Linked DNA regions of Homo sapiens: region 1 is linked to region 2. A link is an interaction called in ENCODE POLR2A ChIA-PET data of the cell type or tissue named here. Cell type or tissue: GM12878. All regions are shown on one strand. Links, peaks and the distances in the headings refer to the core of each region. The heading gives the core; the rest is flanking DNA.

Region 1 (11,553 bases), core at 2,209-10,208, 73 kb before region 2:
GGCATCAAGTCCAACCTTCTGGCTGAAGGAATCATGATTTGGAAAAAGGAACATCCGACTCACCTTTAGCCAGCTTTTCAGGAGCTCATTAACCAGCTCTCCGCCCTCTGTGTGTCCTTCTCGCTGAGAGGCTGGGAACAGGGAAGACAGAGCTGGAGGAGGAGAAATGAGTACCAGGAATCCACACCTGCCCTGTGTCCACTCACACATCTGGAGGCTTCCCCACCTGCCTGCGATCGACCAGGTCCCCATGCATACACAGTCACCCACAAAGCATCCACCTCTACTCCAAGCAAACACCAACCCACAGCAATCCAAGGAAACCAGAGCATGGCCCTGCCGCATCCACGCCAGGAAACAGGGCTTAAGGTCTGACTGCACTTGGGGAAGGGATTATTCCCACTTCACAGATGAGGAAACTGAAGTTCCGAGGGCGTCACTGTGTTTTTATCAGGTTCACAGAAAGAACTGAAGGGAGAATTCAAAAGCTCCAGCACATTCACCACACAGGTGACATCCACAGACACCCAAATGCCTAAGTCCCAAGTCCCAAGAGCCGCCCGATCAGACACGGAGGACCTCTGGGCCCCTGGGGCTCCACTCCTGCCTCACCTGCTCTGCCCAACCCCCTCCCATCCCATGCTGTGGGTCAGGACCTTTCAAGCCTGGACTCTGAGAACTGCCAGGACCCCATGACTCACCGGCAGTTGGGGGCAGGACGACAGCCGCCATCCTGTGACTCCGACAGCAACAGGGCAGCCGGGAAGCAGGACGCTCCTCCTTTATCCCGCAGCGCTCTCAGGACAGCACCCTGGAAGAAATGGGGGGAACACTCTGCCTCGGTCACCCCCTCCAGCCCGTGCCCTGCGTCGGTCACCCCGTCTCCTGCCCGTGCCCTGCCTCGGTCACCCCGTCTCCTGCCCGTGCCCTGCCTCGGTCACCCCCCCTCCTGCCCGTGCCCTGCCTCGGTCACCCCCTCTCCAGCCCGTGCCCTGCCTCGGTCACACCCCCCCTCCAGTCCGTGCCCTGCCTCGGTCACCCCCCTCCAGCCCGTGCCCTGCCTCGGTCACCCCCTCTCCAGCCTGTGATCTGCCTTGACCACCCCCTCCTCCTGGTTTCCACCTCACCCAGCTCAGATGTCACTACCCCTCATTTCAGTTGATTTCCTCCTCCCCACTCCCCACTCTCATGCCAGCCCAGCAGAGCTCCAGCCATTTTCTATCAGAGACCCTAGGTTCCTGCAACTTCTAAGAATCGATCTGTAAGATACACAAATGTAAAAGTTGTGTAAGATTATTCACTGTGGCATTACAGTGCACCCATTAAAAAAAAAAGAGAGAAGATCTCTAGATATCAATAGAGGTTATTATCGTCAGTAAATTTAAGGGGAAAAAAAAGTACCAAATAGCATATATGGAATGTTTCCTTTTTTATGAGAAAAGAAGGGCTGTGTGTGTGTGTGTGTGTGTGTGTGTATATACACACAAAGATGAAAGCGGCTGGCCAGGCGCGGTGGCTCCTGTCTATAATCCCAGCACTTTGGGAGGCCGAGGCGGGCGGATCACGAGGTCAGGAGATCGAGACGATCCTGGCTAACATGGTGAAACCCCATCTCTACTAAAAAAATAAAAATAAAAAATTAGCTGGGCGTGATGGCACACACCTGGAATCCCAGCTATTTGGGAGGCTGAGGCAGGAGAATGGCGTGAACCTGGGAGGCAGAGCTTGTAGTGAGCCGGGATTGCACCATTGCACTCCAGCCTGGGCAACAGAGCAACACTCCATTTGGAAAAAAAAAAAAAAAGTGGTCAAGGGTGTGTGTGGGAGGGGTTGGTGGGGGCGGGGGCAGGCGCTGTCTGCAGTTAGAGACTTGTAAGAGTTTGGGCCAGGTAGACAAAACAGAGCTGTAGAGGGTGGACGGTGCTGGCTATTCATGGAAGGCAGGGCCACTCAGTCTCTCTAGGAATTTGTATTGAGATGTAGCATTCAGGCCCTGGCTTCCTTCTAGATCTCTTGCCCAGGGAATTTATCCTGGGTGACCCCCATACCCCCAATCTCCGGGGAGAGAAGGATTGGGAGAGGACTGAATGGAGAGCCATTCCCCACAGGCCAGTTGTTCGCTGGTACTTGGAGCCAAGCAGAGATGGGAGGCTCTTTCCCATTCCTGCCTGCAGCCTCACAGCCCCCACCCTCCAGTTAATATAGCTGCCAAGTGTCTCTGACATCTGGTCTCTGTGGTGTTAACAGAACCCCCAAAATTCACATATACATGTGAAAAGTTTATATATTTGTACTTATATGTAAAAGCCTGAAAGTTTTAGTATTATGACATGCAAGAAAATCTGTATTATAGCCAGGCACAGTGGCTCACGCCTGCAATCCCAGCACTTTGGGAGGCCGAGGTGGGCGGATCACCTGAGGTCAGCAGTTCAAGAACAGCCTGGCCAAGTTGGTGAAACCTTGTCTCTACTAAAAATATATTTAAAAAATTAGCTGGGCATGGTGGTGGGTGCCTGTAATCCCAGCTACTTGGGAGGATGAGGCAGGAGAATCGCTTGAACCCAGGAGGCAGAGGTTGCAGTGAGACCAGATCATGCCACTGCACTCTAGCCTGGGTGAGAGTAAGACTCCATCTCAAAAAAAAAAAAACAAAAAAAACCAAAAAAACAAATATCTGTATTATTTCTCTACAGTTCCATGTATTTATACTTGTTTGTGAGTGGGCTCTTCCAGCAGCTGTGTTGCACAAACGGTAGAGAAGAGAACTCTGCACAGGTGAGCCCCTGGTGGGTCGCCCCCTCTTCCCTCCCAAGTCCAAACCAGGCATAGCATTTCCTCACCCAGTTATTCCTCTCAAATCCCTTCTGCAGCCCTAGGGTCCCGACGTTGACCCCTCATTCACGTTTTATTGATACCTGCCCCCAGCTGGGTGCTGGAGATGGAGGGGAGGAAGATCCCTGTCATCTAAGAACTGGCTTTCTGGGAGCAGGACACACACACAGACCTGCTGCTGCATTTCAGAGTGATATGTGATATGGCAGAGGGGCACATGGCATCCAACCCAGGATCTGGGAAGAAGGGGACTGGGAAGCCTTGGAAGGAAAAACACTAAGAACATTTGAATTGAGTCTTGAGAGTCGAGGTAGGGTCTTGCTCAGTGGAAAGTGCACGTGCAGAGGCAGGAAAGCAAGCTGCTTAGGAAGCCAAGTTCACAGTTTGGAGCATGTGGACAAATAAGGGGCCAGAGTGCACGGGAAAGGTTGTATTTTGAAAGGTATTATAAAGAGTGGTGAGGAGTTTGAACATGAGAGGCAGTGGAGAGCCAGCAAAGGCTTTTCAGGCAGGCGAGTGACTAAAGCAAATTTATCTTTATGTATTTATTTTGAGACAGTCTTGCTCTGTCACCCAGGCTGGAGTACAATGGTGAGATCTCGGCTCACTGCAACCTCCGCCTCCTGGGTTCAAGCAATTCTGTCTGCCTCAGCCTCCCGAGTAGCTGGGATCATAGGTGCCCACCACCATGCCCAGCTAATTTTTGTATTTTTAGTAGAGACAGTGTTTTGCCATGTTGGCCAGGCTGGTCTCGAACTCCTGACCTCAGGCGATCTGCCCACCTCAGCCTCCCAAAGTGGTGGGATTACAGGTGTGAGCCACTGTGCCTGGCTGTATTTTTTTTTTTTTTTTTTTTTTTGAGACGGAGTCTCGCTCTGTCACCCAGGCTGGAGTGCACTGGCATGATCTCGGCTCACTGCAAGCTCCACCTCCCGGGTTTATGCCATTCCCTTGCCTCAGCCTCCCGAGTAGCTGGGACTACAGGCGCCTGCCACCACGCCCGGGTAATCTTTTTTTTTTTTTTTGTATTTTTAGTACAGACGGGGTTTCACCACGTTAGCCAGGATGGTCTCGATCTCCTGACCTCGTGATCTGCCTGCCTTGGCCTCCCGAAGTGCTGGGATTACAGGCGTGAGCCACCATGCCCAGCTTTTTTTTTTTTTTTTTTTTTTTTTGAGATGCAGTCTTGCTCTGTTGCCCAGGCTGAAGTGCAGCGGTGCCATCTTGGCTCACTGCAGTCTCCGCCTCCCAGGCTCAAGAGAGTCACCACACCCAGCTAATTTATATATTTTTAGTACAGACGGGGTTTCACCCTGTTGGCCAGGCTGGTCTTGAACTCCTGACCTCAGGTGATCCACCTACCTCGGCCTCCCAAAGTTCTGGGATTACAGACAGGCTTGAGCCACTGCTCCTGGCCACAAATTATCTTTTACAATAGCCGTTCTGGCTTCATTGCAATGGACAGATGGGAAGAGACTAGAACAATGCCGCCCAGCAGGGCTTTCTGGGATGATGGAAATGATCTTAATCTTTGCTGTTCAATAGGGGCATTAACCACATGTCGCTGTCAAGCACTTGAAATGTGGTTAGTGCGACTGAGAAGCTGAATTTAAAATTTTATGGAATCTTAATTGGTCTACATTTAAATTAAAACAACCGCATGGACCAGCAGCTACCTTATTATACAGCATAAGTCTACAGGCTGGCAGGCCTGTTAGGAAAAGAAAAAAATAAAAGAAAAATTGAGATGTCTTGGAAGGTTGAAAAAAAAACTTTTAAATAGTGTTTACATGTTTTGTGTACTGATTTGCATATAGCTGTATTTACTGACTTATTTTGACACACATTATCACACACCCCTTAGTATCCTTCTCTTGAATATAAGGCATCAAACAAATAATTTTTAAGATACCCTCACTCGTGGCTCACACCTGTAATCCCAGCACTTTAGGAGGCCGAGGTGGGTGGATCACCTGAAGTCAGGAGTTCGAGACCAGCCTGGCCAACATGGCAACACCCCATCTTTACTAAAAATACAAAAATTAGCTGGGCGTGGTGGTGCACCCTTGTCATTCCAGCTACTTGGGAGGCTGAGGCAGGAGAACTGCTTGAACCTGGGAGGCAGATGTTGCAATGAGCTGAGATCGCACCACTGCACTCCAGGCTGGGCAACGGAGTGAGACTCTGTCTCAAAAAAAAAAAAAAAAATACCCTCACTGTTAGTGAGTCCTTGTGTTTACAACCTGAACACAGGAAAAATCCATTCACAGGTTTTCTACACAGTGGAGTCTTGCAACTTGCAGGTTCTACACGGTACCTACCTGATCATACAGAAGTCCACGGATCAGTGAGGATAGGTGAAACTTGAGGCTGGTTTCAACACAAATCTGAGCTTGAATTATACTTTTTTCGTCTAAATAAAAAGGGCACAAAAATCGCTTATGAGGCCTTTTGTAGGGAGTAATATGTACGTATAGTAAAATGTATTTACTGAGACTAATACAGTTGTTGCATAGAAAGACCACCCCATTCACTTAAAAAAAATTGATTTAAAGAATAAGAACCCAGGCTACTGGCTGTGCCTGAATTCACCAGATTCCTATCCAGCCATCTGGTCCCTAAAATGGGACAAGAAGCTTAAAGCTGTTTTCATCTGACTTGCTTAACTCATTTGGCTGGAGATTGTATGGTGACTCCAGATGCTTTAAATTCGTCACTTTAGGCCTTATAAGTGGACTCGGCTGAATTCTAAATAATTTCTACAGTGTATTCAGGACTGCAGAGATTTTAATGCCCTCCAGCAGGGTTTCCCAACCTGGGCACTAATGACATTTGGGGCTGGATGAGTCTTTGCTGGCGGCGGCTGCTTTACGCGCTGCAGGATGCTGAGCTGCTAGCATCCCTGGCCTCCACCCTCTAGATTACAGTAGTAGCACAGTCCCTCCTACCCTCCATTTTGTGACATCCCAAACCGTCTCCAACTATAGCCAAAAGTCCCCTGGGGCGCAGAATCGCCCCGGGTGAGGGCGACAGGGTGAGGACGACAGAGTGAGGATGACAGGGGCGCGGGGCCCGGACACCGGAGGAAACAGCAGCTTCGGGCTTAACTGAGCGCACAGCCCGAGGCCTCAGGGGCGGAAACCCGGCTCCCGGGAGGGACGCAGGCCCGCGGCTGGGGCCCCTCTCTGGACTCGGACTCACGGAATGAAGCACCTCTCGCGGAGACCGAAAGATTCTCCCAGACGCTGCAAGCGCGGCTCTTCTCACAAGACACAAGCGCGCTTCCGCTTCCGGTCTCCGGCTAGCCACACTGCACCTCCGCTTCCGGCTCCAGCTGGTCCCAGCCCAAAATGCGGCGTGTCAGGACCCCCGGGTTCAGGCTGCAGGTGCAGCAGCCGCGCACCCCAGCCTCCGGCTGAGGTGTTCTAGTTTGCTTAGTTATTAATAGAACCAGGTTGGGCCCTGGCTAGGGACAGCCGCGGAGGCAGGGTCGTCCTGGCGCGGGTCTGTGGCAGGGTTGGGGGCGGAACTAGCTCTTGAGCGGGGCTGTGGGCGGTACCAGGCCTGGAGGCGGGCCTGAGTGTTGACGGGGACCAGTTCCGGGGGCGGGGACCAACTCTGGAGCGGGGCTGTGGGCGGTACCAGGCCTGGAGGCAGGGCTGAGTGTGGGTGGAGATCAGCTCCGGGGGTGGGGAGAAGTTCTGGGGCGGGACCGTGGGCGGTACCAGGCATGGGGGCGGGGCTGTCAGGACAGAGACTAAGTTCCGGGGCGAGGTTGTGGGCGGGCATTAGGTTTGATGGGCGGATCTTGCTGTGGGTTAATACCAGGTTTGGTGGGCGAGTATGTGGACAAGATAAGGCAGTGGTGGGGCATGGAATGGGGTTGAGCTAGTAGGCTGAGAGGACAAGACTTGGTGGAGGTCAGTTTTTGGGTGTAGGGCTTTTTGTGGATTTTAAAACTGTTCAGGTAGCAGGATGCAAAATGAACTCTTTAAAGTTTTCTTCAGTCATTTCTCCACATTCACCGCCTGTTAAAATGATATAGCCACACATTTAGGGCGTGTGTGTGTGTGTGTGTGTGTGTGGCTTTTCGTTTGTTTGTTTTGAGACAGGGTCTCACTCTGTGGCCCAGGCTGGAGTGCAGTGGTGCAATCATAGCTCACTGCAGCCTCGACCTCCTGAGCTCAAGCCATCCTTCCACCCGGGCCTCCCACACTACCAAGCCTGACTATTTTTGTATTTGTTTGTAGAGAGGAGGTCTGTGTTGCCCAGGATGGTCTAGAACTCATGGCCTCAAGTCATACCCCACTTCGGCCTCCCAAAGTGCTGAGATTACAGGTGTGAGCCACACCACACCCAGCCTTTTTGTGTGATTTTGAGCTTCCTAATTTCTTTCAAAAATGGGATCATGTATGCATATTTCTCCCATCCAGAGGGGGACGAGGGGAGGGAGGACTAGGGAGGGATGTCTCCAAGTGAAAGCCAAAGCTGATTAATTGTCTAGTGCACATCTGGATCTACTGAAAAGAGAACTACATTTCTGGTGGAGAAAATAGGTGTTGGATTCATAGGAAGAAATAAAAAAGGAAATTTTAAAATTTAAGAGATCAAAAGAAAAAATGAGAAAAAATTATTAATGACATACTACTTGTTACATGTCTGGCTAAGGTTTAGATGCTACAAATGGTAAATATTGATGTCATAAAATGATAAACATTGAATTTTGATTTATCCAGATTCCTTAAATGATTATGTTTGGTGAGGAAAATTAGTTTTACAGTACGTAAGAGTTATGTGCTAATTGTTTCGGAGAAGAAAGTAATTCAATATAGTTTAAAGCTGATAAATGAAAAAGCAGTATAAATACCTAACTTACAAATATGTAATTACTATCAGAAAAAAAAAAAAGTTGCTTCTAGGAGCCAGGCTACAGGGTGAGGAAGGGAGCTTTTCGTTGTGAAAATTAAGATGTTATTTGAGATCTATGTGTGAACACATACAGCCTGAATTTGTATGCAAAAGGAATCGCTAAACTCTAGGGAAAAAATGTGAATATGATTCACTTTACAACAATGGAATGTATTTGAAGACTCTGGAATTCAAGAATTAAAAGGAAAAAAAACCAAAAACCCTATGGCCATCCTAGTGGACAAATGAATGGGACATTACTTTCCAACCTGCCTGGTAATAAACAGTTTTACATACATTATCCCTAAATATTTTCACAGAGACCTATAAGGAAGGTGTTACTATCTATCACTATTTATAGATGAGGAAACATATGGTGATCTGTGTGCTAAATTTTTCATATTTCATTGTGGGCAACAAGCCATCCAGGTGCCGAGGCAAGAGACCGAGGGCATGAGCTGTTCCAGTATAATAAAATATATAAAATAAGAATAGTTATACTAGATACAGATCATAGATATGATTATATGTGAATAGCATTAATCATTAGTTTGTAGCAATTACTCTTTATTCCAATATTATAATAATCCTAACTCTACAATCATAACCTAGGAAAAACCAGGCCATACAGAGATAGGAGCTGAGGGGACATAGTAAGAAGTGACCAGAAGACGAGTGCGAGCCTTCTGTTATACCCGGACAGGGCCACTAGAGGCCTCCTTGGTCTAGCGGTAACGCCAGCGGCTGGGAAGACGCCTGTTGCCAAGCGGACCTTGGTCTAGCGGTAGTGTCAGTATCAAGGAAGAACACCCGCTACTTAGCAGACGGGGCAAGGGAGTCTCCCTTTCCCCAGGGGAGTTTAGAGAAGACTCTACTCCTCCACCTCTTGTGGAGGGCCTGACATCAATCAGGCTCGCCTGCAGTTATCTGGAGGCCTAACGGTCTCCCTGTGATGCTGTGCTTCAGTGGTCACACTCCTGGTCCTCTTTCATGTTCCATCCTGTACACCTGGCTCTGCCTTCTAGATAGCAGTGGCAAAATTAGTGAAAGTACTAAAAGTCTCCGATATGCAGAAATAATGGCGTAAACTGTCTCTCTCTCTCCCTCTCTCTCTCTGCCTCGGCTGCCAGGCAGGGAAGGGCCCCCTGTCCAGTGGACACGTGACCCACGTGACCTTACCTATCATTGGAGATGGCTCACACTCCTTACCCTGCTCCTTTTTCTTATATCCAATAAATATCAGCACAGCCTGGCATTCAGGGCCTCTACCAGTCTCTGCATCTTGGTGGTAGTGGTCCCCCAGTCCCAGCTGTCTTTTCTTTTATCTCTTTGTCTTTATTTCTACAATCTCTTGTCTCCACACACAGGGAGAAAAACCCACTGACCCTGTGGGGTTGGCCCCTACATTTCATAGTTCTTAATGTTGTTTTATTTAAAAGTTTTTAATTAGATTTTTAAAATTAATAAAATAATATATGCTCATTCTCACAAATATGGAGTATGTAAAACACAATTCAAAACTCCCTTTCCCGGGTGTGGTGGCTCATGCCTGTAATCACAGCACTTTGGGAGGCAGAGGTGGGTGGATCACTTGAGGTCAGGAGCTCGAAACCAGCCTGGCCAACATGATGAAACCCTGTCTCTACTAAAATTACAAAACAAATTAGCCGGGTGTGGTGCCTGTAATCTCAGCTACTCGGGAGGCTCAGGCAGGAGAATTGCTTGAACCTGGGAGGCAGAGGTTGCAGTGAGCCGAGATCACGCCATTGCACTCCAGACTGGGCAACAAGAGTGAAACTCCATCTCAAAAAAAAAAATTAAAGTAAAAAATAAGATAAAACTCCCTTTCCCTTCTCTAATTTGACTTTGAGGTGACCATTACTATAGTCCTTGCTCTACAAAAAATTAAACTTAAGACATGTAATAATATAATTTACTACATAAATACTAGAAAAAGCATTTTATCACAATATATATTCCTATATTGAGAGTTTTAAAATAGTTTTTAAAAATACTATAATACTATATACTAATTATTCTGGAGATTACTTTAAAAAATTAACAGACCATGGACTTTTTTCCAGGTAGATATGAGTGTTTAGCCAAGTCTTAAATAAGTGGTATGATATTCCAATTAATTGCTGTACCAAAATTTATTTAATCACTCATCTACTAACACATAGTCATATTATGTAGTCTTTTTTTTTTTTTAATTTTTTAAAAAGAGGCAGGGTTTTACCATGTTGCTCAGGTTGGTCTTGAACTTCTGACCTCAGGTGATCCACCTGCGTCGGCCTCCCAAAGTGCTGGGATTACAGGCGTGAGCCAGTGGACCCAGCCGAATAAATCAGATTTAATATCTAGACAGAGATGGATGCATACCTATAAAAATTTATAACCTATAAAAATTAATGTTAGAAAGTTTAATTTACCATCTAATTTCTAATTTTACTAACAGTAATAATATATATATTTTTGAGACAGGATCTCTCACTCTGCTGCTCAGGCTGGAGTGCAGTGGCTCCATCATGGCTCACTGTAGCCTCGAATTTCTGGGCTCAAGTGATCCTTCTGCCTCAGCCTCCTGAAGAGCTAGGACTACAGGTGCACACCACCACATCTGGCTAATTTAAAACATTTTTGTAGACATAGGGTCTTGCTATGTTATCCAGCTGGTCTTGAACTCCTAGCCTCAAGTGATCTGCTCACCTCGACCTCCTGAGTAGGTGAGATTACAGGTGTATGCCACCATGCCCAGCTAATTTTTCATTTTTTTCTTTTTCTTTTCTTTTTTATGGAGACAGGCTCTTGCTATTTTGCCTAGGCTGGTTTTGAACTCCTGGCCTCAAGCAATCTTCCTGCCTTGGCCTCCCAAAGTGCTGGGATTACAGGCATGAGCCACCACTGCTCCTGACCTGGTCCTTGTACTTTGAAAAGGGCATGACATGAATGAATATATTTAGTACCTCGATTGTGGTGGTGGCACCATAAGTGTGTGCATATGTCCAAACCCATCAAAATGTATACATTTATTATTTATTTTTATTTTTGAGACCAAGTCTCCTCTGTCACCCAGGCTGGAGTGCAGTGGCAGAATTTGATGGGCAAGCTCCACAATTCTTCCACCTTGCGATCCAGCAAGTAGGAAAAAAAAAAAAAAGGTCAATCCAGAATTTACTAAAGTAAAAGTCTTCTGTGTATTGGAAAGGGTTCACTGTCTTGAGGAAGTGTTGGAAACCAGAGATTTCTCTCTTTTGGTGTGAAAGGCAGAAGTAAATTCTTTAGTAAATTTTCTCTTTGTATCTCTAGCATCTGACAGTCATTGGTCTCTGGTTTTTTTGTTTTGTTTTGGTTTTTTGTTTGTTTGTAATGGCGCCGTCTCAGCTCACCACAACCTCCGCCTTCCGGGTTCAAGCGATTCTCCTGCCTCAGCCTCCCAAGTAGCTGGGATTACAGGCCTGCACCACCACGCCCGCTAATTTTGTATTTTTAGTAGAGACGGGATTTCTCTATGTTGGTCAGGCTGGTCTCAAACTCCCGACTTCAGGTGATCTGCCCGCCTTGGCCTCCCAAATTGCTGGGATTATAGGTGTGAGCCTGGTCTCTGGATGCCCCTGAGAAAGTCATATTCTAGGATGGGGTACTTCTCTGTGTTGCGGAATTCCTGGCGTCCTGTAATCCTGATGTTTCCAGTAAGGCACACAGCTATGAACTGTCAGCAGTCAGTATTCTCAGCAGCTGGGGGATGGAGGCATTGGCCATGGACAGGACTCTGGGTCGAGACTCACAGCATCCACTGCACGTTCTGTTTTA
Region 2 (11,553 bases), core at 2,107-10,106:
ACCATGCCCAGCTATTTTTTGAGTTATTAACAGGGACAGGGTTTCTTTTTTCCTTTTTGAGAACAAGTCGCGTTCTGTCGCCCAGGCTGGAGGGCAGTGGCATGATCTCAGCTCACTGCAGCCTCTGTCTTGTGGGTTCAAGCCATTCTCCCACCTCAGCCTCCTGAGTAGCTGGGATTACAGGTGCCCACCACCATGCATGGCTAATTTTTGTATTTTTAGTAGATGGGGTTTCACCACGTTGGCCAGGCTGGTCTCAAACTCCTGACCTCAAGTGATCTTACCTGCCTCAGCGTCCCAAAGTGCTGGGACTACAAGCATGAGCCCCCGTGCCCAGCTAATTTGAAGTTTATTTAATTTTTGCTCATAGAAAAGCTTTCCATCATCAGTTCAAAGTCATCTGGTTACCTCCTGACTTAACGTTTTTGTTTCATTGTGTCCAAAGTTATTATTGATCTTTTATGTGTAATACTCATCATGTTAGATCATAATCAGACAAGTTCCTTGTCTGATTTATCTCTGAAAGTGTATTACCTAGCAGGAGATTGGGGTCACTGATTGGGTTTATAATGTTTGTTGAATGAATACATCTGGGAAAGACCGTGTGTCAATCTACTGCACAGCAACAGAATGTTATTCTGACATTCTGTCTCCTGAAGAGACACTCTTGGTTTTTTTTTTTATATCACTCTTGGTTTTTTTTTTATACTTTAAGTTCTAGGGTACATGTGCACTCTTGGTTTTATAAATAACGTCATGGGCTGGATGCGGTGGCTCACTCCTGTAATCCCAGCACTTTGGGAGGCTGAGGCGGGTGGATCATGAGGTCAGGAGTTTGAGACAGCCTGGCCAACATGGTGAAACCCCATCTCTACTAAAAATACAAAAATTAGCCGGGGGTGGTGGCAAGCGCCTGTAGTCCCAGCTGCTTGGAAGGCTGAAGCGGAGAATCGCTTGAACCCGAGAGGGGGAGGTTGCAGTGAGCCAAGATCATGCCACTGCACTCCAGCCTGGGCGACAGAGCAAGACTCCGTCTCAAAAAAAAAAAAAAAAAAAAAAAAAAAGAAGCTACTACTGTCTTAAGATAAGATCTGGTCCTGTAAGATGCATAGAGTTATTTTCTATTGTCAGTTCTATTAGTTAAGAAGTTACAAAGCCCAGATACAAGGAGATAAGACATAGACTTCAGCTCTCCAGAAAAGAATGTCAGAAAGTGTGGGGACATGTTTTAATACCATCTCAGGCACCAAGCACACTTAGCATAAGAGGTTTGTTAGAAACAAAGGTGACAATATTATCTAAGGGCATAATTCCATTGGTGTCCAGTGAACTGGCAAGAAAGATCATACGTACGAGCCACTGAACATGACCTTTTAGGCATCAAGTCTGGGCTGCCATTCTGACAGAGCCCAGGTTCTAAGCTCTGATTCCTATATCCCATTCTTTCCAAGTGGACCACCTACGCCATATTTCCAGCCAATTCACATACTGAACACCACTATTTCAAGGCATGGGAAGTTTGCTGAGAAACAATTCCTCTTAAATGATTGGCAAAGGAGGAAGTGATATTTGTGTTTTGTGGTTCAGTTCCACATGTTGGTCAAAGAATGGTGTTTTCTTCTTTTCTTGAAATAAGGGTTTCCTCTTCTATGACAGTTGATAAGAAAGCTAGAATAAGCAGAATCAGGACCAAAGTGTGTATTAATTGGTGACATGGGGAGAAACAGCTGCCCACTCAAATGAGTTAAATGAGGAGGGTTTAATGAAAGGACTGTTTATTTAGGTGAGGGTAGGGCTAAGGGAAATCAACAGAGGATGGTGAGGCACCCTGGGATTAGCAATGTGGGTAATCCAATGGGATTGTGGGTGCCATTGCTAATGGCACCCTGGGATTAGCAATGTGGGAAGCCAACCACTCGTTGGCTTGAAGGCATGAAGGCAGGGAGCATTTATAAGAACCTGGAAAGGGCTTTAGCCTACAGCAGAAAAACCCAACCTCTGTCCAAATGTGCAATGCTGGCAGGGAAGAGGAAGCTAGAGAAGTAAACACCCCATCTCTAGCTGCATCAGCTGTCTTTTCTTCTTCCGGGGCTAACCCTGGTCAAATCCAGCTTCACAGCAGAGTACACAAGTGCCTCATGATCCAGAACATACAGGGAAACCTCTTAATGCACAGGGCCGGTTGCAGAAGGATGGAGAACAGGTGTTTCTCACAATTGCCCAAAGTGAATTGTTAAATGCTTGTTAAAGTTTGGGAAATGACCAGGCCATATCAAACGTTCCTAGACCGAACATTTGCTCCTTGGGTTTTGAAATGGGCTGGTTTCTCTGACGGTGACAGTGTACTGTACTGCTCTACCGAGGCAAGGTGAGATACCCAACGTAGAGATTGGAGAGGAAGGTCATCAACAGATTCTCCTATCCAACGGCTTCTGCTTTTGTTGTTTCTTAATTTGTTCATTGCAGCTCATGAGTCACGCTGCTGTCTGTATCCCTTTCTGGGACTTATTCAGATCCCTCAAGAGAGACACAGTCTGAATGGATTGGTCAGTCAATATTCAATATACAGAACTGTTTGAAGGTACACTTATCTTCTTGGCCATCTCATAAGTTGTTGTTTGCCATATGGACCAATCCATGTTCCAATCAGCTGTGGTTGGGAGGTAGAGTTAAATAATACCATGTCTGACAACAAGAGTGCAAATAACCTATTCCAGGACACCTTGGGAAGTGTCTCAGTTGGCCTTGGGTGTATAACAAACCATCCTCTCCCCATTGAATTTTTTTTTTCTTAAAATAACAACTATTTCATTTAATTCATGATTCTGTGGTCATTCTTCAGATCTGAGCTGGCTTGTTTGTTCCATTCATACGTGTTTATCAGTTGGTGGGTATGCTGGTTGAATAGATGATCTGACACGGCCTTACCCACACATGTGGTGATCGGCAGATTGGCAACCAAAGTGATGAATTATTGTCTATCAAGCCTTGGTTTCTTCAACATGGCCTCTTACACTCCAGCAGGCTAGCATTTTTTTTTTGCATCCTGTTAGCTGTTGTTTCATTGGCCAAAGCCAGTCACATGGCCAAGATTAGAGCCAGAGACTACACTTAAAGATAGAGAATTCTTCCATCCCATGGTGCAATCTATCGCGTGCAGAATTGGACTATGAGCACACAGAATGCTCAGAATTTCAGGGACTTCCTTTGGGTTTAGGCATTTCAGTTTTACATGCAGACAATTTTGTCTTCAGTACAGCTGACAATGGCAGGCTTAATCCGTCTTTCATTTGTCATTTAAAAGATGATGCAGCAGGCTGGGCGCGGTGGCTCACGTCTGTAATCCCAACACTTTGGGAGGCCGATGCAGGCGGATCACCTAAGGTTAGGAGTTCGAGACCAGCCTGGCCAACATGGAGGAAATCCCGTCTCTACTAAAAACACAAAAATTAGCTGGGCGTGGCGGTGTGTGCCTGTAATCCCAGCTACTGGGGAGGCTAAGGCAGGAGAATCGCTTGAACCCGGGAGGCAGAGGTTGCAGTGAGCCAAGATTGTGCCATTGCACTCCAGCCTGGGTGACAAGAGCAAAAGAAACTCCATCCCAAAAAAAAAAAAGATGATGCAGCAAACATTTTGAGTGGTACATGGAGGAGGTGATTACCAGCCCAGCTATCCAGCCATATCTATGTTATTATTTGCATAATTTATTGCATTTACTCATGAATTTATAAAAATAAATGGAAAACAGAAAGATGAAGGTGTTAACGTTAGGGATAATAAGACCACGTTTCATATATGTAATAAAATCAAGACAAGAAGTAAATTGCTTGATGTGTATTTGGACTTGCCAAATTAGGGCATATTTGCCATATTCATGCTGGATCTTACGAAGATTCTTCTTCTTTTTTTTTTTTTTTTTTTTTGAGATAGAATCTCGCTCTGTCGCCCAGCCTAGAGTGCAGTGGCGCAATCTCCGCTCACTGCAAGCTCCGCCGCCTCCCGGGTTCACGCCATTCTCCTGCCTCAGCCTCCTGAGTAGCTGGGACTACAGGCGCCCGCCACCATGCCCGGCTAATTTTTTGTATTTTTAGTAGAGATGGGGTTTCACCGCGTTAGCCAGGATGGTCTCGATCTCCTGACCTCGTGATCTGCCCGCCTCGGCCTCCCAAAGGGCTGGGATTACAGGCGTGAGTCACCGCGCCCGGCCACGAAGATTCTTCTAATACAAATGAGACAACAATTTCAGAATACCACCCTAATGAAACCGTTGAAAATCTTATCAGCCAAGTCTATCAGTGTAATTCTCTTCAATGGTACCATCCCAAAAACCAAGAATATGGATGAGTCATTTTCCCAAGTTGGTCAACTGGAATAGGAAATGAAGCAATACAAAGATATGCTGACTCCTTCCCACACTCTGGCCTTCAACTCTGGTAGTGAAAATTAAATTAAAAAGACCTCTTTGAAGTTGAACCCATATCCTTGGAAGTTGGCTTCACTCTCCATTATCCCTCTCCATTTCCCACTGATCACCATCACCATTTCCCCATTCATTTTCTGAGGCACTTTGATATGGTCCACCATGATAATGTACCACTTAAATTACGGCAGTGGAAAGAGAACTAATAGACCCTGCATTATGCAAACTCCCCAAACAACAACGCAGCCTCCGTGTCCACCCACAAGACTCCTTGAGAAACCGGAGCTCAAGATAAAGAGCGACGTACTTCCTCTTCTGTCAGTTCTGAAAAGCTACCAGACTCAGTGAGAGGCAAGGACTTTTCATCTTTAGGGTAAGTAGTATCTTCCTATAGAAAATAGGAAATATTTTACTTGTGATCATGAATCTAAGAAAAATATTCTGGTTCTGGAAACATTTTCAAGGAGGCCTCATTACATGTCCGGTTACTTTATTTCTTGAAAGCTGCTATGTCGGCTTCTATCTCACATTCATTTTTCCACTTCTGCTTGGGCAAGGAGTGTGTGTGTTGTTATGTGATACTCTGAAACCTGCTGGGATGCCTTATCACGCACAAAGAAGGGGGCAATGGTGTGGAAAGGGGCTTAAGGTGAACTAGAATGATCAAGATTCAAGAAGAGTCTAAGATGAACATAGCTTATAACGAACGTGTTATGAAAAACAAGGAAAACAAGATCTAAAAAGATGAGCGAGTTTCCTAAGTCTGTAGGGTGAATTAACAGCTTTTCCATACACCTGACACCCATAATGTACACATCAGCACATGTGTTTAAATGCCAGCCTCACAGTCATCATCATTATCATGGTGGAAGGGTTTTGTCCTTTATTCATGACCAAAGCAGAGGGATTTACATGTCAACTTTTTCAACCGGCTGGTTATGATCCACAGGAGGAGGCTGGTCCTCTTTAGTGGGTAACGACCACCATGGCACCACCTTAGTGGGTAACAACCAACAAGGCAACAAGCAGAAATGAAAACAACTATAATTATAAAATATCAGTCGCTGCAAACAGTGAGTTTCTTTGTGTGTGATCCTTGGCTCAGTTCTCTGTGTCTGCCTCTCTTTCTCTCTGATGTGAAATTCTTTTCTCACAATTGGTTATGGCCGAAAGTCCCCTACAAATCAGCATCTCTAGAGGCCTCGGCTGTTGTGAAAAATCTTACCACCTTTTTCCTTTCAAAATACTCACTTTAGTTAAACTTGTTTCAAATCAGGCCTCAGCAAAGAAATGCCCTTACCTGGACAGGGGTTCTTTTCATTGAGAATTTTCCAGTTATATTTTAGAGTGGACTTTTTGAAGGGTGGAGCAACATGACTCTAAAAAGAAGACAAATTTTGAAAGAGGAAAGGTATCCAGAAAGTAATCAAGTATAACTCCACCAATGGGACACAAGATTCCCGCAACAGAAATTGATTTCAGTGAAGTAGTATTGTCTACTGCAGAGATTGAAAGTGGTTGGTCTCCTGGTTCTGTATTTAAGGAAAAAGTGGGTGTGGGTGTCTCTAGATAGCCTTTGGTCTCCAGTTCCCCACAGTCCTTATTACGTCCCACCAATGGCCTTATGTATTTATGTCGCATGTCTAGATCTTGGTAGACACTGGAGTTTATGATCTTGGTGAGGTGGTTGTGCATGGGCTTTGGACTCAAGCTGACATTGTCCAAATCTTAGCTTTGTATTTTCCTAGCAGCACAATCTTAAGCAAATGATATCATTGTTTTGAACCTCAATTTCCTCATCTGAAGACTTAGGAGATAATTATAAGACCTACATCATGGCCGGGAGCGGTGCCTCACACGTGTAATCCCAGCACTTTGGGAGACCAAGGTGGGGGGATCACCTGAGGTTAGGAGTTCCAGACCAGCCTGGCCAACGTGGTGAAACCCCGTCTCTACTAAAAATACAAAAATTAGCCGGGCGTGGTGGTACACACCTGTAGTCCCAGCTACTCGGGAGGCTGAGGCAGGAGAATTGCTTGAGCCCGGGAGGCAGAGGTTGCAGTGAGCTGAGCTCGCACCACTGGGTGACAGAGAGAGACTCCGTTTCAAAAGAAACCTACATCACAAGATGGTTGTAGCTTTCAATAAGATAATAGCCACAGAGTTCTTAAGGCACTTGGCCCATAGTAGAAGTTCCGTAAGTGATTTTAGGAGGCAGTAATGGAAGGGGTGAGAGAAGCATCTGCAGCAAAATTTGACTTGCAAGAGGATTCCAGTGCATGATGTGCAGCTGCCTGCTTGGGAATAGGGGGTTCCATGGGATGGGTCTTCTTAGGCCACTACTGTGTTCCTGTGGGGACTTCACAGGACCCTCGTTAATTCTCATTACCACTGGGTAAAAGGTCAGTCCTTAGCATGCAAAGTTGTGATTACAATTGGCACCAGGGAAGGGACATGAGAGATCTCCATGACCGCTTTCATCACCATCATCAGCATCAGCATTACTGTCACTTCCACCATCCTTGCCACCATCACCACAACCATGCAGTCCCTCTTCGCTATTACCATCACTGCCATCACCACCACTGTCATCACCGTCACTATCAGCACCACCATCACTATCGTCATCGTCACCACCATCACCGTTACTACCACTGGCATCACCACCACCAAGACCATCATCATCACCATCACCACTATCACCATTACCACCATCACCATTAGTACCACCATCACCATTGCCACCATTCCTATCACTACCATCACCATTATTACCACCACCATCACCATTGACACCATCACCACCATCACCCTGATTACTACCATCACCCTTGCCACCATCACTGTCACCACCATCACCATCACCACCATCACTGTCACCACCATCACCATCACCACCACTTTTGCCACCATCACTATCACCATTACTATCATGTCCACCATCATAACCACTGTCAGTACCATCACCACCACTGCCACCTTCATCACTACCTCCACCATCATTATGATCTCCACTCCCATCACTACCATCACCATCATGACCACTACTATCACATCCACCACGACCACCACCACCACTACCACCATCATCATCCTTCCCACTTCTCTTCACAGGTAGCTTTATTCAGGACTTACCATGTGCCGGCAGGTCTGAAGGGTCATCTCACTGAATCAGCATGAAACTGTAAAATATGTGCTCTTTCTTAGCTACGTTTTGCAGACGAGAGGCTTGGAGGTAAAGTCACAACCTCAGGGCCACTTAACTAGTAGTTGTAGATTTGGGATTCAAACCCAGGTTTGCCTGTGCACCAAATTCTAAAGCCATCTGACAGTGTATGGCCAGCAAGTAACTGTGCGTGAAGCATGGAGGGAGAACTGTCACATAAACACACAGGCAGCCCCAACAGATTCCAAACTCAGAGATCAAAGCAGCATGAATATATCAAAGCAGGAGTATAGACCTCCCAAGAAGAGTTTTTAAAGTAATTTTGTGGCCGGGTGCGGTGGCTCACGCCTGTAATCCCAACACTTTGGGATAATGAGGTGGGTGGATCACTTGAGGTCAGGAGTTCGAGACCTGCCTGGCCAACATGGTGAAACCCGTTCTCTACTAAAAATACAAAAATTAGCTGGGTTTGATGGTAAGTGCCTGTAATCCCAGCTGCTTGGGAGGCTGAGGCAGGAGAATTGCTTGAACCTGGGAGGTGGAGGTTGCGGTGAGCCAAGATTGCACCACTGTACTCCAGCCTGGGTGACACAGTGAGACCCTGGCTCAAATAATAATAATAATAATAATAATTATTATTATTATTATTATTTTGTTTCCTCTTTTATTAAAACGCTTCATTATATTATTTTTATTGCTAAGGCAATGTACATAATTTAGAATTACAGCTGAAAAAAGAGAAATTTAAAATCACTCATACTGACATTCTTCTATTAACATTTAAGATTCTCTTACATGTAATATACTTTCTTTATAACCTACATTTTGTATTGATACATAATAGTGGCACATATTTATGAGTTACATATGATATATTTTGATACATGCATACAATGTGTAATGACAGAATAATATAACCTCCTTTTGCTCCTAATGCTACGTCATAATCACTTTCTATGGTTGTTTATTTATTTATTTATTTTGAGACAGAGTCTCGCTCTGTCACCCAGGCTGGAATGCAGTGGTTTGATCTCAGCTCACTGCAGCCTCCACCTCTTAGGTTCAAGTGATTCTCATGTCTCAGCCTCCCAAGTAGCTGGGATTACAGGCACTCACCACATTGCCCGGATAATTTTGTGTTTTTAATAGAGACGGTGTTTCACCATGTTGGTCAGGCTGGTCTCAAACTCCTGACCTCAAGTGATCTGCCCGCCTCTGCCCTCCAAAGTGCTGGGATTATAGGTGTGACCCACCGTGCCCGGCCCTATGTTGTTCTAATAGCCTCCTACAACATTATTTTTGCATGTGATATCAGATTGTTTGCATTACACGTAATTGTTGTTTTCCTTCCTGCTTACATTTTGTGAAACTTTTCTGCAAACTACTTAAAGCATCTTCTCCATCAGTGCCTCCCTCATCATTGGCAGCGCCTTTGAAAGGCTTCACAGATCTGCAGAGCACAATATCTTTGCTAATGTGCACTGGAGGTTTTATCTTAAACCCCAATTGGCCACCGACATTACCTTAGGAGAGTGCTTTCTGCATTTTAAATTGATATCCATAGGCCAACGCTTACTAAAATGATCCTTAAAGTCTTCTTTGAAAGACTCATTTAGGCCTGGCTTGGTGGCTCACGCCTATAATCCCAGCACTTTCGGAGGCCCAGGTGGGTGGATCACCTGAGGTCAGGAGTTCAAGACCAGCCTGACCAACACGGTGAAACCCTGTCTCTACTTAAAAAATACAAAAATTAGCCAGGCGTAGTGGCGGGAGCCTGTAATCCCAGCTACTCGAGAGGCTGAGACAGGAGAATTGCTTGAACCCAGGAGGCGGAGTTTGCAGTGAGAAGAGATAACGCTATTGCACTCCAGCCTGGGCGACACGGTAAGAAAGGCTCATTTATAGTAATGTCTAGTACTTCCACTATTTTCTCTGTTAGAAATGATTTATGTTTTGAACAGAAAAGATCTTCACTTGGCTCAAGATTCAAAAGATAGAAGAGGGTAAACTGAAAAGTCTCCTTGCCTCGGCTTCCCAGCCACTTGCTTTCTTTCTCTCTTTTTAAAATATCTTGTTTTATTTTCGGCTGAGCGCAGTGGCTCACGCCTGTAATCCCAGCATTTTGGGATTGGGAGGCTGAGGAGGGCCAGCCTGGCCAACATGGCGAAACCCTGTCTCTACTAAAAACACAAAAAATTAGCCAGGCGTGGTGGCAGGTGCCTGTTATCCCAGCTGCTGGGGAGGCTGAGGTAGGAGAACCGCTTGAACCCGGGAGGCGGAGGTTGCAGTGAGCCGAGATAGGGCCATTGCACTCCAGTCTGGGCGACAGAGTGAGACTCCGTCTCAAAATAAATAAATAAATAAATAAATAAATTTTACTTTATTTTAAGTTCCAAGATATATGTGCAGGACGTGCGAGTTTGTTACATAGGTAAACATGTGCCATGGTGGTTTGCTGCACCTATCAATCCATCACCTAGGTATTAAGCCTCGCATACATTTGTTTTCAAAAGCAACCGATGCTATGAGTTTCTTAGGTACCTTCCAGGAATATTTTATGCAAATACAAAATTATCATACATATATACATGCATTTGATGCATTTATATGTTTGTACATTTGTATGTATGATTTTGTATATACACATATAAATACACATACATGCATATATGGATAATTGTATATAGAATGCTAACATTTTCCTAAAACAGATAGTAACCTTTTATATAAATATATATTAAATATATATTTAATATTTATTAATATATTAATGTATTAATGTATTATATTAATATATTAATGTATTAATGTATTATATTAATATATCAATGTATTAATGTATTATATTAATATATCAATATATTAATGTATTATATTAATATATCAATATATTAATGTATTATATTAATATATCAATGTATTATATTGATTTAGTATATTAATATATTGATGTATTACATTAACATATTATATTAATATATTAATTTTATTATATATTAATAATATATTATATATTAATAATATATTATATATTATATTATTTTCACCATGTTGACCAGGCTGGTCTTTAACTCCTGACCTCAGGTGATCCGCCCACCTCGTTCTCCCAAAGTGCTGGGATTAAAGGTGTGAGCCACTGTTCCCGGCCTATATTGTGTATTTCAAAATGGCTGAAAGAGTAGATTTTAAAAGTTCTCATACCGAAAAATGATAGGTATGTGAGGTGATACATACGTTAATTGTCTTGATATAATCATTCCACAATGTCAGCCGGGGGCGGTGGCTCACGCCTGTAATCCCAGCACTTTGGGAGGCCGAGGCGGGTGGATCACAAGGTCAGGAGATCGAGACCATCCTGGCTAACATGGTGAAACCCTGTCTCTACTAAAAATACAAAAAATTAGCCGGGCGTGGTGGCGGGCGCCTGTAGTCCCAGCTACTCGGGAGGCTGAGGCAGGAGAATGGTGTGAACCCGGGAGGCGGAGCTTGCAGTGAGCCGAGATCGCGCCACTGCCCTCCAGCCTGGGCGACAGAGCCAGACTCAATCTCAAAAAAAAAAAAAAAATCATTCCACAATGTCAAAACATATTATAGCCCATAAGCATATATAATTATTTATGAATTTAAAAATTAAATATAAACAAATCAATGACAGCAATGTAAAAAAAAAATAATAATAAATAAATAAAAAGTGAGTAGTTTGTCCTGTGGAGTTTTGCAGTCTTGATCTTGCCGACTGCGATAGAACAGGATTTTAAATTCCAGCCTTATATTTCCTCAGATGCATCCGTTTTTTTTAGCATTTGTTGGGTGATAAACTTGTTCCCTATAACCAAATACGCTAAGATCATCCTCGCAGGGTGTTTTCCTTGAGAGAGTTACCCAGAGGCAGAATTATTGGGTCAAACGAGAGGGAGAGATTAAAGGGTTTTTTTTGTTTGTTGGTTGGTTTGTTGGTTTGTTGGTT

Evidence for each region. Peaks named below come from ENCODE experiments on the same cell type or tissue, not always from the same donor. Only the 100,000 strongest peaks of a DNase experiment are listed, where the experiment ranks them.
Region 1: POLR2A ChIA-PET joins it to region 2 with 13 read pairs; 5 of 35 experiments call an interaction of 5 or more read pairs at or near these places.

The regions. Positions count from the first base shown.
Region 1 is chr19:7,064,254-7,075,806 of GRCh38, reverse strand. It overlaps ZNF557 (zinc finger protein 557), which reads right to left and starts at 6,104. Exons shown (of 8, transcript NM_024341.3): 1 at 6,034-6,104; 2 at 5,154-5,245; 3 at 702-811; 4 at 64-152. The coding sequence starts at 732. In GM12878, for the core only: a CTCF peak has its summit at 8,452; a DNase peak (open chromatin) is centred at 6,466; H3K4me3 peaks cover 1,808 bases; H3K27ac peaks cover 1,147 bases.
Region 2 is chr19:6,991,039-7,002,591 of GRCh38, reverse strand. It overlaps the pseudogene ADGRE4P. Among named protein-coding and RNA genes, the nearest start is that of MBD3L2B, 25 kb to the left of the region's middle. In GM12878, for the core only: no CTCF peak of the experiment used is centred there; no DNase peak of the experiment used is centred there.